2 separate regions of the Homo sapiens genome follow, and region 1 is linked to region 2. Evidence: chromatin loops called from intact Hi-C (ENCODE). Cell type or tissue: heart right ventricle. All regions are shown on one strand. Links, peaks and the distances in the headings refer to the core of each region. The heading gives the core; the rest is flanking DNA.

The links. Hi-C counts contacts between places; a loop is a spot of excess contacts. Peaks named below come from ENCODE experiments on the same cell type or tissue, not always from the same donor. Only the 100,000 strongest peaks of a DNase experiment are listed, where the experiment ranks them.
Region 1: it touches region 2 in a loop (8-fold over the local background); 11 of 110 quality-filtered maps call a loop at or near these places.

What each region holds. Positions count from the first base shown.
Region 1 is chr20:39,107,682-39,116,393 of GRCh38, forward strand. No RefSeq gene overlaps it. Among named protein-coding and RNA genes, the nearest start is that of LINC01734, 110 kb to the right of the region's middle. RefSeq lists enhancers at 1-1,032, 1,510-2,504, 4,529-5,030. In heart right ventricle, for the core only: a CTCF peak has its summit at 4,557 (motif pointing right); a DNase peak (open chromatin) is centred at 4,586; H3K27me3 peaks cover 2,771 bases.
Region 2 is chr20:39,426,433-39,435,144 of GRCh38, forward strand. No RefSeq gene overlaps it. Among named protein-coding and RNA genes, the nearest start is that of LINC01734, 210 kb to the left of the region's middle. In heart right ventricle, for the core only: a CTCF peak has its summit at 3,515 (motif pointing left); no DNase peak of the experiment used is centred there.

The DNA.
Region 1 (8,712 bases), core at 353-8,352, 320 kb before region 2:
TAGGAAGTATCGTGTCCAGCATTAAATTTGAAGTTGTTCTTTGTTCTATAATTGTTTTCCTACCCATAAACGTTTAATAAGTCTCCTATGTACAACAGCCTTGTATTAATGAAGTCTTGAAGGACTGAAGGAAGGAAGAAGTGTGCAAGTTAGAGTTCTTATTTAGCTTCAGGCAGGGAAAAATGGAAAAATGGATTCTGACTAAGCAGCAGAGGAATTTATTATTGGGTAAGCCAGTGACACTGTGACACAGGGACTCATACAAGTCACCCTTCAACCACTGGGTGGATGTGGCTGGCCTTTAGATAACCTCTTACTCGGTCTCTTCAAAACATCTCTTTCCTTCCGTCCTTCTGATATGATGCGCAAGAGCAGATGAGGGCAGGGATGGCAAACGTGAGCCCTTCTACTTCATCCTTGGCAGACATCACTAACTGATCTCTGTGCAAGTTCTTATGGAGCTCAGGGGCAGCTCCCTGGACCCTTTATATTTCCTGTTCCGGGCAGTCATTACTAACAGATCACAGATGATATGTGAAATACAATTTACTTCTGTTCCAGGGTCCATATGACACCTCTTTCAAGGCAATGTGTGTGCAATTTAAATGACACTATCTGTCTCTCAGCCCAAAGCAGCTGAGGATTCCATGTCCCAGGGACAAAGAGTTGCCCATCCTGGGGGCCCACTGCTACGGATCTTGCAGAAACTCAAAGGCTGCCATTCATTCTTGGGATGCTAGTCTTGGGGCAGAGCGGGAAGACAACTCGCTTGGGTGTTACAACCTCCTGACCCCAGCTTCCTTTGGAATGTGGCACCCCAAGCCTGCCTCTCCTGACTCCCAGTCTGTGGGTTCCACTCTGCTCTGATTTCATGATGCATCCTGACTTCATGGGTTCTAAAAACAATTATTTGCTAGCTTTGTGCCCACCCCTTACTTTCAATCAGGCCCAGGGTGGCAGAGAGTCATGGGGCTGCCAGTTTTGGCCAGGCTGGACTGGGGAGGGGATCGGCTACCCCTAAAGGAAAAGCTCTTCCAGCCAGGAATTGCCTTTCTCTTCCTAATGTGAGATAATTGGTTTCCTTTTTACCTAGTTCCTCCACAGCCTTCGTAATTACTGCCAAACCCTTGTCCCTCGACTTTGGCATTCCCACCAATGGACTTTTTTCCAAAGGGAAAGAGAAAAAGGCAAGAAGACTCAGAATGAAGGCCTGGGCTGGATTTACCTCCTGAGTCATCACCTACTCTCTGTGTGACCTTGGGCACGTTACTCACTTCTCTAAATTGTCCTCCCTAACTAACAGCTTCCTGCTGGAATTTTGAGAGGATGAGGTGATTTAAATGCTTAGCTCAATAGCGCATGGTGTGGCTAAACACTCGGGTGAATACTAGTATTGTTTCTTGTTACCTTTGTGCCTGGTGGTTTGGGCTGGGGTGTGAGGGTCAGGCTTTGGGGTGCTGGTTGGGGACTTGTGCCTTCTCTTTTTCTTTCCCCAAAGCTTCTGGAACTAAGCTCTCCCTCATCTCTTCAAGGAAGATGTGACACCAAGTGTGTTTTAGCAGAAACAAGACCCATATAAGTGATCCACTGAGGGGCCAGCAGGCTAATATGATGTTCTGAAAAGGGGCATTTTATTTTGTCAAATTGCTCTGGGGCTGCTGAACTTTGGTGGCTGTTTCTTGGCAGTGTTTCTGGACATCTTGTTCGCAGGTGATGAGAGGAAGGGCTGCCCTGACATCTTGTACAGGTGAGGGGGCTGGAGGCTTCCTTCCTGCGCGTTCCAGCCAGTGCCCCGCCTGCAGTGGGGGAGACATTTTTTCACCCGGTTCAATGTGCGGGAGGAGGAGGGTGAGGTGGGGGCATGGGTAGAGGGGCCAGTGGGAGGAGTCCCCCCCACAGAGTCCTCTGTTAGAACAACCCAGAAGTCCCCCTCCCCAGCTTGGGGAGCCTCCAGGGCCCGTTCCCACCCCAGCAGCCCCCTCCCCAGCTGGGGGAGGCTCCAGGGCCTGTTCCCACCCCAGCAGCCCCCTCCCCAGCTGCGGGAGCCTCCAGGGTATGTTCGCACCCCAGCAGCCCCCTCCTCAGCTGGGGGAGCCTCCAGGGCCGGTTCCACCCCGGCAGCCCCCTCCCCAGCTGGGGGAGCCTCCAGGGTCTGTTCCCACCCCAGCAGCGTCTAGGCTCGCTTCCTGTCTCCCCGTTTTCTTAAAAGCTGTGTGTCAGCACAGGAGTGGCAGGTGTGTTAACTCCCGGAGCCTGCGCCTGTGCCCCAGCATGGGAAGAAAAATGCCGACTCGGAGAGAATCAGAGTCAGGCGCTGGCACTAGCCTTGGGGGCAGGAGAGAGTTGGTCGAAAGGAAGTGTTGGGAGAAGGCCAGGTGGCTGGTACTGAGGTACCCACGCCTGCTTCCTCTGCCAGGAAGAGAGACCCCCCACTAAGGTAACTGTGAGAAGTAGGGCACTGTCTCCCTCCCTCCCTCCCTCCCTCTTTCCCTCTTTCCCTTTTTTTCCTTTCTTCCTTCCCTCGTTTCCTCCCATTTTCCCCCTCCCTATTTCCATTCCTTTTTTCCTTTCCTCCCTCCCTCCCTCCCTCCCTCCCTTCCTTCCTTCCCCCTTTCTCTCCCTCTCTTCCTTCCTTTTTGCCCTCTGTCCTTTTTCCCTTCGGTCCTTCCTTTTTTGTTCATTTCTGCACTCCCCCTCCTCCCCTTCCTTTCCTTCTCTCCTCTTCTCTTCCTTTCCCTCTCTCCTATTCTCTCCCTTCCTCCTTTCCCCCTCTTCCTTCTCTCCCACCTCCCTTCCTTCCTGTTTTCCTCATTTGCATCCCTGCTTCCCCTGTGCTCTCCCTCCTGTCCTCCCTCCTCTTTTCTTGTCTCTTTCCTTTCTCTTCCCCTTCTTCCTCTCTCCTCTTCCTTCCTCCCTGCTCGCACCATGCCACTCAATGCTCCAAGCTGGACACAGCTGCAGGGAAATAGCCTCAGCCCTGGCCCCCAGGAGCTTCCACCTAGTGGGAGCCAGGCAGGTGGACAGGTGATGATCCTGTCACGTGATCCACATGCTAATGAAGATCTGGGCTGGTCTCCTGGGAGCTTTGCTGGGTCTGGAGGGGTAGAGAAAGCCCTCACAGAGCAGGAGACCTCTGGCCTGGGTCTGATAGTTTCTCTGGCTGAGTCAAAAGAAAGGGGCATTGTAGGCAGAGGGAAGAGCTTGCACAAAGTAGGGGGACATGGTCAATGAATTCTTATGCAAATTTGGAATTGGACAAGCCTAGGCTTGAGCCACTGTCAGTATAACCTCTGCCCAATCATTTCAGCCTCTCTCAGCTTCTCATCTGTAAAATGGGGTATGTTAGTACTCATGATGCCCTGGGATGTTTGGGGAACAGAATTAGCTCTTGCATCTGAAAATATCTAGCACTATGTGTCTTATCACATTTTACCCTCATGTCAACCTGGGGGGCCGGGTACAATTATATCTTAATTTTACAGTTCTGGAAATGGTGGCTCAGAGAAGTTGAGCAGCCTGTCCAAGTTCACACAGCCAGGTAGATTGAAGACACAAATGTAGGCAGCCTGATTCCCAAGCCCGAGTGTTTAATAACAATCTCTCCAAAGTCAGCACATACACTTGGAATAAAACTAACACATCAGGTGCCTGCTCTGTAAAATGAGGTTGCACAAACCTGGCAGGATGACAGGGATAACTCTCCAGAGCTGGAGGGGCCATGGGGGATGCACTTTTGATTTTTATGGCTTCTCAGGGTCCCACCAATTGTACTGTCTTAGCCTGTGTCTGGTTGGTGCAGGAAAAAGGAGGATGGGCAGTGGAGCAGGAGGAAGAAGGGGGAGGAAGAGCGAGGGAGGAGGGTGCATTGGAGGGAGCAGGAAGAGGAGGAGAGGGAGGAGGGAGAGGGGAGGAAGGAGGGGGGAGGAGGAGGATAGAGAGGAGAGGAGGAGGGAAAGGGGAGGAGGAAGGGGAGGAGGAAGGGGGAGGGGAGGGAGAGGAGGGGGAGGAAGAGTGGGAGGATAGAAAACGGGAGGAGGGGAAAGGGAGGAGGAAAAGGGGAGGAGGAGGAGGGGCAGGGGGAGGAAGAGGGGAAGGGAAGGAAGGGAAGGAGGGAGGGGAAGGGAAGGAGGAGGAGGAACTCTCTGACCCTACTCCCGAATCTGATTCTGTCCCTCTTTTCCAGTTCCCTGCACTGAGGTGTTGGAAATCCAGCTTTCCAGTGGAGGCTGCCTGGGTTTCCATCCTTGTAGCTGTGCTTTTTCTGTTCCTCTGGGACTTTTCTTCCCTTGACCCCCTTTCTTTCAGGAGCTCTTGGTCTTGTCTGAACAGCTTTTGTCTAAGAAGCCTCACAGACTGCCCTGGGCACCCTTTCCTTCTCCTTGCTCTGGCCTCTACTGTCAGTCTCTCCTCTCTGTTCTCCCTCTCTTCCCATCCTTCCAAGAAGGTGAACCGTGGGACTTCTGAGGTCTAAAGAAGGGTCCTGGATAGGGACTTTAGGAGCCCAGACCGGATGGTCACTGGAGAGGGACCCTTTTGTCATTATGTAGACTGGCCACACGATGGCTCCCTGGGACCGTCAAGCACCTGCCCAGTCTCTTCAGTGGGCCTCTGGTCGCCCTGGTGATTATTCTTTCCCTTAAATGTTCCACACGCACCTCTTCCTTATCTCTGTAGCTGGGCAGCCAACTTCTGGGTTTCCTGCTCACCCTGGGTAGAGAGATCCCAGTCACTGGGGCTTGCGTTAGAGAGGAGTGGAGTGGGGAGAAGAGCAGGAGGGGAGCAGAAAGAGAAGTGAGGGGCTTGCCAGGGGGCTAGTGGCTGAGCAGCTGTAGGAAGGGACTTCGTGGAGTTACTGATGGGCTCAGCCACCAGGAGCTGGGCTCTGGGGAATCTTTAGGAGTGAGAAACAGAGCCTGGATGTCCATTCCAGGGCCCCAAACACAAGGCTCACTTCCTGGAAGCATGAGGACTGGAGGTGACACAGAAAAGGCTGGCGTGAACTTCCAGACACCTGAGGAGCAAGAGCTCAGAGTTCCAGCTGGAGGTGGCCCGGACTGCAGACTTGGCCATGGCCAGTGGTGGCCCTTCCCGGACATGGCTTGGAGCTGATGGAGCTGCTGTTTGGGACAGCAGGATGTGGCTTGACTCGGGCACTGAAAAACAAGGCTGGCTTTTATGAAAAACAAACAAAAACTCAGGTGACCAGAGTTTCACGCATGCTCAGAAAGCAGTGGCAAGTTAGGATTATAATAATAATGTTATAACAATAATAATGTTATAACAATAATAATGACAGTAGCAAATAACCATCTTTTTGAGGATTTATGGAACATGTCAGACACTGCTTTTTTTTACATGGGTTGTTTTGTTTACATGGATTACCCCATAGGGGAGGTAATAGAAGGGGATTTATAATGACAGTCAAACCTGAAAAGGAGACACTTTGTTTTAGCACAACAAGACCCAGGGTACCTGCAGGCTGGAGTGTGGCTTTCTCATGGGCTCCAGGTGATTGCAGGGATGGAGAGAGAAACTCGTCCATTTCACTTGCAGGGTACACAGGGACTTGCCATCACAACCTTTTTCATTTCCAACCATTTTCTTCCTGTTGGAAGGAATATTCCTCAGCTGAAGTTGGATCTGATTTAATAAGGCAATAACCAGAGAAATGCATTTCAATTGATTATTAAGCATTTGTTTATTAGGACTCAGTAGCTCTGACCCAAATAGCTGCTAAGCAGTCATTAAACATCAAAGAAGATGTTTCTGTTTATATATTTTGTTTATTTACCGTCATGAACAAACATTATTGCATCAATTAAATGTCGATTAGGGGGTCTATGGTTTGAATTAGATTATACACATAGTGTCAAATCATTTTCGTGTCTCTTTCTGAGATATAATCTATTTTTGTTTTAGTATCTAAAAGGATTCCATCTAAGTGTTAGAAGCTGTGGCCGGCAGGGGTTACGGGGTGGCTTCTGAGCACTTCTAAAGCTGATGTTTCCTTTTTTGGAGTTTGCAGCCTGGATCCCTGTGACAGCCTGGAACTCCTGATCCATTCCTCATTGATCATTCATGAAGGGGCCATTTCTCTGCGATTCTTTGCTTTTTTGGGCATTAATTTTCTAGAAAACAAAACAACACAACAATAACTCTAACCTCCATCATAAAACCCTTAGATATTTATCTCCAAGGCAGCTAAACTGAGTTGTGGAAATGAAATTAAGTTCTCCATTAATGCTGCTTCAATTAAGCAGCATTGAAATCAGGAATGGTGTGCTTGAAAGAATATATGATTTTCCTAGTCACAGTCTAGAAGCATTGAAATAACATATCTTAATATATTTTTATTCAAAAAAATTGGATAATTTTCTAATTATATGAGACAACTATGTGTATTTATAAAATCACATATAAACCTGAGCTTAATTTTTTTTAAATTGATAAAATTATATATATTTATCATGTACAACATGATATGTATACATTGTGGAATGGTGAAGTTGAGTTAGCATCCTGGCTTTTTAAGTCAGAGGAGAGGGGACCCGCAGGAGGACCCTGGCTGAATTGGGCCCCATCAGACCCAGAATGGAACCCCCCCGGTCCCCAGAATTTGTCCTCCTGTTGTACTCAGTGCGTTGGTGGAAGCAGAACTCCCCATGGGAACAGGCAGACCTAGATTTTCTGGGGTGGGAGGGGAAGGTAAAGGTGCAACAAATTGAGATTTCTCCCTGCCCTAACTCCCAACCCAGCCCAGAAAAGAACTTTGAGTGAGGCCAGCAGTGGGGAGGCTGAGCTCTGGCAGCCTCAGGGGTCAGTCCTGCAGGGTAGCGTGCGGGGATCTGGCTCTAGCCACATGGGGGCTGGCATGGATGCCATGAGGCTCAGCTACCCCTCTCCTTCCACCTTGTTCTTTCTGGGCAGGGGCAGCCCTCCAGATCCCAGTCAGGGTTTATCCAGGGGTAAAGGAGAGAAAGAAAGGTGAGAGTGAAGAGGAGAGTCCAGGTGAGTGAGGGAACAGCTTGAAGAGGCCAGCCATTTGCATATTAAAGAGCCTCTCGGCTGGATGTGGTGGCTCACGCCTGTAATCCCAACACTTTGGGAGGCTGAGGTGGGTGGATCACGAGGTCAGGAGATGGAGACCATCCTGGCCAACATGGTGAAACCCCATCTCTACTAAAAATACAAAAATTAGCTGGGTGTGGTGGCACACACCTGCAATCCCAGCTACTCAGGAGGCTGAGGCAGGAGAATTGCTTGAACCCAGGAAGCAGAGATTGTAGTGAACTGTGATCAAGCCACTGCACTCCAGCCTGGGCAACAGAGCAAGACTCCATCTCATTTAAAAAAAAAAAAAGGCACCTCAAGTTCTCTAACGCTTCTAGCCCAGAAGTTTTCAAACTTTCTTTTAAATCAATGGAACTGTTTTATCAAGTGACATCTTATTTCAGTGAAAGTGTAGTATATATGAAGTTTAAACACAGTTGAAGTGGTCAGTGCAGGGTGCCTCTCACTTGCCCCCTAAGCACTCCCTGCCATGGTACCCAGAGGCGTTTCTGCAGAAATCCTCTTACTTTGTAGACGTGCTTTGAAAACCACTGCATTAGTACACTGGACAGCCCTGTCCTTAAAAGCTAGTCGCCAGCCCAGCATGGACAACAGAAGAATCCCTGGGAATGAGACCTTCTCAAAGTCCCAGGCCCACCTATGAACATTCAGATTTCCTAGATCTGGATTTCACCCAAGAATGTACTTTTAACGAGAGCCCCAAATGATTCTAACCCAGTAGGCTAGGCTGGAACTAGGGTGAGGCCAGCAAGTGCTTGGAACTGCACTTACACGGCCTTGAGAGTGAAGCCTCCTGAAATTTTATACTGTAGGCCCCTCACTGGCCTCACTCTGGTTCTGGCCCAGGTACTAACCATGTGAAAACCAACACCCAGCTACACTCTGGGGTTTGGCTGCATACAGAAGTGCTCAGATGGGGCTTGAAAGAATGAATGAAAGCCATAGAGATCTGCCTCCTGGTGTCCCATGGGACAGACAGCAAAGAAAACAGGTTGTAGGCAATATTCATAGTCATTTTTATTACTGCTATTGTTAGGAATTTATTTTTTGATGCTTGTAAGGTACAAGACACAGTGGGAAACAATTTATAAACATTCTCATCTTTCACCTTTGCATCAGCCATGTAATAGTTCAATTTGTAAATGGGGAAACGAAAGCTTTGAAAGGTGAAAGTCTCGTCCAAATTCACACTGCTAGTCGTGATGCCTAATATTCTCCATGGCTTGAGCTCTTTACCTTTCTGCTGTACTGAGGATAGGTATACGGCCCTTCCTTAGCATGGGGGATGATGTTCCTAAATGACCCTCACTAATATAATAGCATCCATTATGGACTGTAGTCACTGTGTATGTTTGCCCAGCAAGCATCCTCATCTGCTTCTCTGAAGCAAATCTCACTCCCACCCTGGCCACAGGATCACTTGATCCAGGTCTGGCCAATCAGAATCCTCCATTGCCCTAGACCGTGATTAGTCTGGGAGTAGACACGGGGTCTAAGTCAGACCAATCAGATGCCTCCCCAGGATTTCCAGTTAGGAGCTGGAGAAGCTGACTTGCCTCTGGGGTCACTGATCTGGAAGGAGGTGAGGGGTTGCTCACAGCCAGAGCTCTAGGAGAGAACAAAGAAGAGGAAGCTGGTGAC
Region 2 (8,712 bases), core at 404-8,403:
AGGCTTGAGGTGGTGACATGCCTTCAAATCCTGCTTCATCTTCCCTTGAAGTAAAGCCAAAGATGATTTCCTGGGCAGAATGTGGCCAATGAGGTCTGCAGCAGAGAGAACAGGAGTGGGCAGAGGGGGATAGGGTGGGACCAGCTGCAAAATACTTCCTGAGTACAGAAAGAAGGGATGAAGGAGAAATGAGGCCAGAAGAGAAAATAAGTTAATAAGCAGAGACCACTATTCGATGAAACAAATACTGTGATATCCATTGTACTGACAAACTAAAACCTGGGGAGGTTACATGACACATGCGATACCAGTAACGGGGAAACAGATGATCTGGGATTTGACATTGGTGTTTCGACTCTTAATCCAGTGCTTATTCTACTATAGCGCAACTGGAGCAACTGAAGATGAAAACCAGCCATATGAGGTTATGATGAGACACATGTGGGAACATATGCCCTTCTTGGAGTTCATAAAATTCCAGGAGTTGAATGAACCCACCGAAATTGAATGCAAAGTTATGATGTCGTGGTGTATGTGTTTATTTTATACTTATATACACATGTGTATGTGTGTATTTGTGTGTATATATGTACACACACAGGTATATACACATATATAAATCTGTATTAGTCAGTGCTCTCCAGAGAAATAGAACCAAGAGGTTCTATATATATATTTTTTGTTTGTTTGTTTGTTTGTTTGTTTTGTTTTCTGAAACGGTCTCACTCTGTCACTCAGGCTGGAGTTCAGTGGCCTGATCTTGGCCTACTGCAGCCTTGACCTTCCAGGCTCAAGCGACCCTCCTGTCTCAGCCTCCTGAGTAGTGCACCACCATGCCTGGCTAATTTTTAAATTTTTTCATAGAGATGAGGTCTCACTATGTGGCAGAGTGATAGATCTCATTATGTTGCCCAGTGGGCTTAAGCAATCCTCCTGCCTTGGCCTCCCAAAGTGTTGGAATTACAGTCATAAGCCACCACACCCAGCCTGTAATGAGATTGACAATAAGGAATTGGCTTATGCAATTATGGAGGCTGAGAAATCTCATGGTCTGCCATCTGCAAGGTGAAAACCCAGGTTAGCTGATGTGTAGTTCTAGTCTGAGTCTGAAGGCCTGGCAATCAGCAGAACTGATGGTGAAAGCTCCAGTCCACGTCCAAAGGCCTTAGAACCAGGTGAGCTGATGGTATGAGTTCCAGTCTAAGTGCTGCAGAAGACTGATATTTGGCTCATAAACAGTTGAGTGGAGAGAGTGAATTATCCCTTACTCTGTTTGTTTTTGTGCTATTTGGGCCTCTAATGGATTGGATGAGGCCCACCCACATTGGAGAGGGCAACTTGCTTTACTCAGAATACTGATTCTCATCCAGAAATATCCTCACAGACATTCCCAGAAATAATGTTTAACCAAATTATCTGGGCACCCTGTGGCCCAGTCAAGTTAATGCATAAAATTAACTATCTTTCTCTGTCTAGTGGAGAGAGAGAGAGAAAAAAAAAAGAGAGGGAGAGAATGACTTTCCTATTTCTATTCCCATATGGGTCGTGGTAGATTGCATTATTCCAAAGATGGCCGCTTGCGCGCGCGCTCTCTCTCTCTCTCTCTCTCTCTCTCTCTCTCTCTCTCTCTCTCTCCCCCCCCTCCCCCTCCCCCTCCCTTTCTCCCTCCCCCTCCACGCACTCCCCATCTCCCTCTCTGTCCCTTACAATCTAATCAGCAGTCTTCCTACTTAGAGGTGGGGTTTGTGTTGCTTTTTCCCTAATTTGGACAAGGGTTGATTAAAGCTCCAACAAGCAGATAATGGAGAAAAATGATATCCTGTGGCTTCCACGGCTGGGTCATCAAAAGGATACAGCTCCTTTTCTCTGCCTACACACTTGTCCTTGGAAACCAGCCACAGTGCTGCCGGGAAGCTTAAATGAGCCTGTTTGGAGGGACGACAGGAGAGGGGCTGAGATCTCCCCAGTCGACAGCGAGCATCAACTGCCCCTGTGTGAGTGAGCGTTTGAATGGTCCCAGCCTCCAGCCTTCAAGCCTGAGACCCCAGGGATGGTGCAGCAGAATCAAGCCATCCTTGCTGTCCCACTTGGACTCTGACCTACAGAATCTGAGAGCACAATGAATGGCTGTTTTATGCCACTGAATTTTGAGGTGATTTATTACACAACCCTAATAACAGGAGCACTACTTCCAATCTTTTTCCCACCCTGTAGCCCAGACGTTCTTTCTAAAATGTTACTGTGGCCCTTTCATGGCTCAGATCAAGGCTGTTCTGTGGATCCCTATTGGCCACAAGGTAAAGGTTTGTGAAAGGAAGCTCTCTGCCTATTTTCTCAGTCTTGGAACTTTGACTATATCTGGCCGCAACCACAAAACACCAATTCAGACCTATGGAGCTGCTTTGGGTTCCCTGAAGCCATTAGTTTCCCAAACCTGTGTCTGAGCAATAAAACACTTAGTCATGAAGCAGTTTTCACAGGTTTACAGCGAGAAAGGCTGAAAAAGTAGAATTTAATTTTTATGGTAAGATTTTCTTTTAGGTAAATCTATTAAGTTATTAGAATGGTTTCCATCCCCAACCTTCTTTTTTACTTCCTAAAATTCACGTTTTTTTCTAATTTTTTTGGTGCTAAAAATGTCCTCTCCTTAATGAAATAATGGGACTACCTTGTTTCCTGTCTCTGCTCCTGCTGTTTTTCTGTTAAAGTCCTTACTAGGCAAAATAAAAAGTTGGTCACTAAATGCTATTCCCTCAATTAAAAAAAAAAATCCTGTACTTGAAATAAAAGTCTGGGAACCACTGACCCACATAGTGTAGTCTAAACCACTTAGCATGGCATTAAATCCTTGATGCCATATTAGTTAAATTCTGTTCTAATTGTATGATAATTGGGTCCACCAACAATGTGATTCCACACTATGCCCCTCAGGTAAGTGATGAATGTCTGAGAAAATTGGGTGCTTGGTGGAGCATTATTTCTTTGAGAAATATGTCTGAAGGCACAAACCATTGACTTAGGTTAAGTTTTAAAACACTGCCTCCTCTGAAGTTAGGCGTTGCTAGCTCATAAATAATTAATACAAACCATATAGCCACTCAGACATACATGTGTGCATACCTACATCACACATGTCATCACTCCCACACTCATATTAACTTCATACACCCACACTGATGTTAAAATGCCTGCACACCCAGACAAACATGGCAGCTGGAGAGATACAGAGTTCTGCAAGTGATCCAGCGAGGTGACTAAGCTAAGCTGTGCTTCCCAGTTCCCATCCATTCCCATGGAGATCCATCAATCTCCACGTATCTGCTTTCAGGAGCTCTTTTCCCCAAAGTCCTTGAAATAAATTTGTAGCCTGATATTTGAGAATGGCCAGTCTGAGTTCTACTTACATAACTCACCCATGCCCTTGACATTCCCCCTTGGATTTGTCCATGCACAGCTGATCCATCCCCTGGACCAGGACAAGGCTACAGCTCAGAGGCCCTCTGGTGGAGAAAATACTTGTATTTTTTTTTTTTCCTGGACTTGCAGCTATCTGGTCTTGCTTCAGTTAATCAGTTTCCTGCCACCTAGCTGGGATAATAGTTCATCTTGGGTTTGTTGACCTCTGTCTCTTCCAGTTGCCTGGTGTTTGGTGATTCAAAGGGTGATAAATAAACAGGATTCATAATCATAGCATGCATGATTAGGAACACTTTCTGACCATTTCAATCCAATTTGCATTTAGGTCTGGTTAACCTGAGGGGCAGGCATGTTAATCTTTACACAATACGGATTGATTACTGACTTCTCAAATTTTTCCTCCTTCAGATGACAAGCCCCAGCAGCCTGAAATTTGTCAATTTAAGATAGCACCCAAGGAGCACAACAAACCTACTTTAGGAAAAAAAATTAACTTGGAATAAATACATTACTTCCGTGCAGAGCAAGAACATAAAGTTATACCCCAGGGACAGGCACCACCTATAACCTACTGCACCCCTGCAATATCTTGGTGCCTCATTAGATTTATTAATGAGGCTGGCACATCACTCTACCCAGCCCTATTGTTTAATAGGATCGGTGGACATTGACCAGCACAGATGATAAATTTGAGAGAGGCTCTATCAGCATAAGGTTTGGGACTGGGGAAGCAGATGGAAATGTTTTCCCTTGACCTCATAATCCTTTATGTGTCTTCCTTGTGATGACATTGTATTATTTAAAGTGCACAGGATCTATAGCACCTCCTTGGAAATGTCTAGGAATCTGGGGATGAGTCTGTGACCTCCATGGAAAATGTTAGGAATTCTATCCAGATGTGCAGGTTTCTTTGCTCTGGCCCATGCTTAACCATGGAACTGCAAAAACAGGAAAGCCTTAGAGGTGTTTGTGATATCATAAGGTACTTGCATTTTTCAAGAGCATAACTTGGACTTTACATGCCTCTAACCCTAACTGGCATCTCTTATGGTGCTTAGCAGGTGCCTACAGAATGTTTATTAAATAGATGGACTTTGGACTGTTCAGGGGCTTGATGAGTTCCTTGCTATCAGTTGAGCAAAAGTAGTAGAGGATGTTTTATTCCAAGAAGGGGAACCTGGGTGGTCTCTGTGTGTGTGTGTTTCTTTTCTATTTGCTTTTCCCTATCATATTGAACTCATTACCTTCATCGGGGCTGTTAGGACAGATTCCTGACTATTCCCCCTCTCCATTGGAGGTCACTTCTCATCTTGCTTCCTTGATTTCCACAAGAGGAAGTTAACATTATCCTGAGTGTGACTGTCCTGTGGCATTTGGAGCCATTCTTAAAGTACAACACTGGATTATTTCATCACAAGCATTTGCCAATGATTATAATCGAGGGATCATGACCCCTCAGTCTCTTTTACAATGCCTCTGGAGAGAGATAACATTCAAGGAGGATTGCTTGCTTCAAGGACCTGTAATCTACCTCTTCTTCCAAGTATTCCAAATTAAAAAAAAAAAAAAAAGGGAAATAGAGAGCTGAGTACTTGGACATTGTGCTGGTTCCCTTTAGATCTGCTTCCATGGAATGGTCCTTTGATAGAATATATTGAGGTTCTGATAAGAAACAGATCTATTAAGTTATAGTTAAGTCCATTTTAATGATACTATTAAGTGGTGTTTATTATAGCATACCTTGTATTCTTTATAAAGACTTCTGGGAGATATTTTTATCTGGTTTCAGTGCCATAAAAGGTTGGCTAATTAGCAAAGAGTAGGACCTTTACCTTTATGAGCTTCATAAACTTTCGTAAGCGTTTAGTTTGTGTGTGTGTGTATGTGGGCATGTGCATGTGCTTATTTCAAAAAATTTCCAAAGCAATGAAATGAAAGAGATTTTCCCTGAAAGAGGAACTATTATTCATCCTTGAAGGCCTATCTTAACTATATGGCCTTGAGACTTTCTCAGTGGCTGCTAGGGAGGTAGAAACTTCTGCCTCTGGGCCCCGGGACCACTCTGTTCTTTAAAGTCATCAGTTGCAATGTGCTTGGATTTGTGTGGCCATGGCTGTCAGCCCCACTCACCTGGGAGCTTGTAAAAGACAAGACAAGGCCTTCTGGGTAGCCCCCAGAACCTCAAACACGGGAAGGTGCATTGTCACTTAGACATTTTACCTCAGCCTCTTGATCTTCACTGACTTGTGGACTCTCAAGTATGCTTTGTCTATGTGTAATTTTGTAATAGAGCGTTGGAAGAGAGACTGGCATTTTTGGATAAATTAATCTCTTAGTGAAGACCTTGTAGTTCTATTTATTCTTTCTAGTGAAATGTGTGTGTGTGTGCGTGCATGCTTGAGAAGGAGAGAGAGAGAGAGAATTTGATTTATTAATCAAGACATGCTTCAGTTACTGAATGGGAAGAGGACCAAGAGTCTTTGGGCTTATAAGTTAGATTTGACCCACACATTTACAATGCTTCTGCTTCAAGAACAAGGTGCTCTTTTATATTCTTTTCTTAATGAATCTGTGACCAGGTCATTCTCATTTTTGGATTTTAGAACAGGTCTATTCGAGATAAAAACTGTGCCCCTGAGGTTTGCTTTCTAAAACACAGGTGTTTCAGATTTTTTTTTTTTTTTTTTTTTGCTGATTTGGTTTTAATTCCGTCCTTTCTTTAACCACATCTTTTTTCCTTTCTAGGAGCAATACAAAGTTCAGACACGTTCTGAGGTTGAGTTTTGGTGACTTTAGCAGAAAGTCAGAAGAAAGCTGACAATTTCCTTTTCTTCAGTGATGTGCATGGTTTCCAGGCCTTTCTCTGGACCTATGATTCACTGCCATGGAGTGGAACTTTAACACCCCTAGACTGTGGAAGCTCATCCAGCTTTCAACAGTATCACCTAGAGGCAATGAAAAGCAATCAGAATCACAGACCAACCTCATGCCAAGAGAATCTTCATTCAGTTGTGGTCTGCTTTGTACTGCTTGAGCATTTGGGGTTTGAAAAATTAAGGAAAAGAATAGGGGGAAGCCCCAAGATGAAAATACTGGTTTTCTTGCCAATGTTTTAAAAGCAGCTCAAGACTTAAATTTGAGTTGAAAATTTCTTATAGCAAATGTGACTTTTGGGCTTCTAAAAACAAGTCATCCTGGTTATGCCTGGTTGTTGAAAGTCTGCATAATTATGTTATCTTATGGACATGTTTGTATCTCTTCAAAATTCATATGTTGAAGCCCTAACTCAGTGTAACTATATTTGGAGATAGGGACTTAATGAAATAACGAAAGTTAAATGAGGTCATAAGAATGGGGCCCTGATTCAATAGGATTAGTGTCCTTTTAAGAAGAGATAAAAGAGAGAGCTTTCCACCCTGTCATCCCCCTTCCAGCTCCCATGCAGAGCATGCACAACAGAAGAGATCATGGGAGCACAGAGAGAGAGGGTGGCTGTCTACTTGTCAAGAAAAGAGGTCTCAGAACTCATCATTTTTTATGGCTGCATAGTATTCCATGGTGTATACGTGCCACATTTTCTTAATCCAGTCTATCATTGTTGGACATTTGGGTTGGTTCCTCACTTTTGTTGAATTTAATAAATTTGAATTTTAAAATCTAAAAAAAGAAAAGAAAAGAAAATAGGTCTCAGAATGCAACCCACATTGCTGCCATGTTGATACTGGACTTCTAGCATCTAGCAATGTGAGCAATACATTTCTGTTGCTTAAGCCATCCAGCCTGTAGTATTTACAGTACCCCATGCTGACTAATACATTAATCTTAGTTAGAGAATCTGCTATTTATAGGGCAATAAATGTGTCCAGGCTTGGTAATTAGAGAGACGGGGGTTAAAGTCTTGTCTCTGCCATTTGTTTGCTGTGAATTTTAGGTGCATTTTCTTGCTTCTGAGATTGTATTCCATCATATGTAAAATGGAGATTTTAATAAGACCTTCAGTGTAAAGATTAAATGAGATAATAGATAAAAATGCAAATATAAATGAGGGACTAGCATAGTTGATAATCTGACCAATACCATTTATCGAATGTCTGCCTGAGCATAGTAGTGCTATCAGGTTTATTTTGATGTGGCCACCTCCCAGACCCTCACCCCCACCCAGAATTGGAGGCAGGAGAATTGAAATGGGAAATATCTTTCTGATTACCCTTTTCCTCACAAATTGTAACCAAAAGGATTTTCAAAAATTTCCCCTAAATTGTTATGGTACTACCTTAGGGCAACATGCTTTATGGTCTAGCTGGGTTATTACGAAAAATATATTTAATTTTTTTCTCCAGATCCCTGGAGAAAGGAGATGGTACTTTCAAACAGAATAAGAGAACTTTGAAGAGACTTAACAAAGGGACTAGTTCCAAAAGTATGGTGTGGATTTAAGGAAATAACAAGAGATAGTGCAGTATTCTGAAGTATCCAATGAGGAGCTGTTACCACCCCGGGTCTAAAGGGTCAAGGGGAGGGACCAGCCACTAGAAGTAGATAGGATAACTGTACGAATAGGGAGGTTTGACTCGAGCTATGACTAGTAGTGGAAGAACACAACCAACTTAGGGGCACCCTGGCCATGAGGGAGCTGAGGAAACAAATATTCAACTTCACTCTTCTATCTTCTGATCTCTTCCTGTCCTCTCATTGGCTGAACCCAACCAGAAACCATGGACACTCTGGTTCATACACTGGTTGATGGACGCCATATGTGTTAGTCCCCTGGGGAATACCCAGCAAACTGGAGACAGTGGACAGTCTCCACTGAAATTGGGAGGTTAATGCAAGCTATCCAGGACAGGAGTCTTCTCAATACTTCTCAACTTCTCAGTATATATATAGAGAGAGCTCTATATTTGATTTCTCCATATTTGTTTCTTGATATGTTAAAGGAATATAGAACTATAGTCAATGATAATTGTACATTTAAAAATAACAGAGTGTGATTGGATTGTAACACACAGGATACTTGAGGGGATGGATGTCCCATTCTTAATGATGTGATTATTACATATTGCATGCCTGTATCAGAACATCTCATGTACCCCATAAATATATACACCTGATGTGAACCCACAAACATTAAAAATTACAAAAATTACAAAATAAAAGAATATAGAACATTTTCTTTGTTTCCCCCAAACAATTCTCAAGTTTAATATTTACCCTGGAGTGATACATTTCTACCTTGGAGCAGAAGGCTGCAAGGACACGTGATTTAAGAGAAGAATGTACAGACACAGTGTTTGA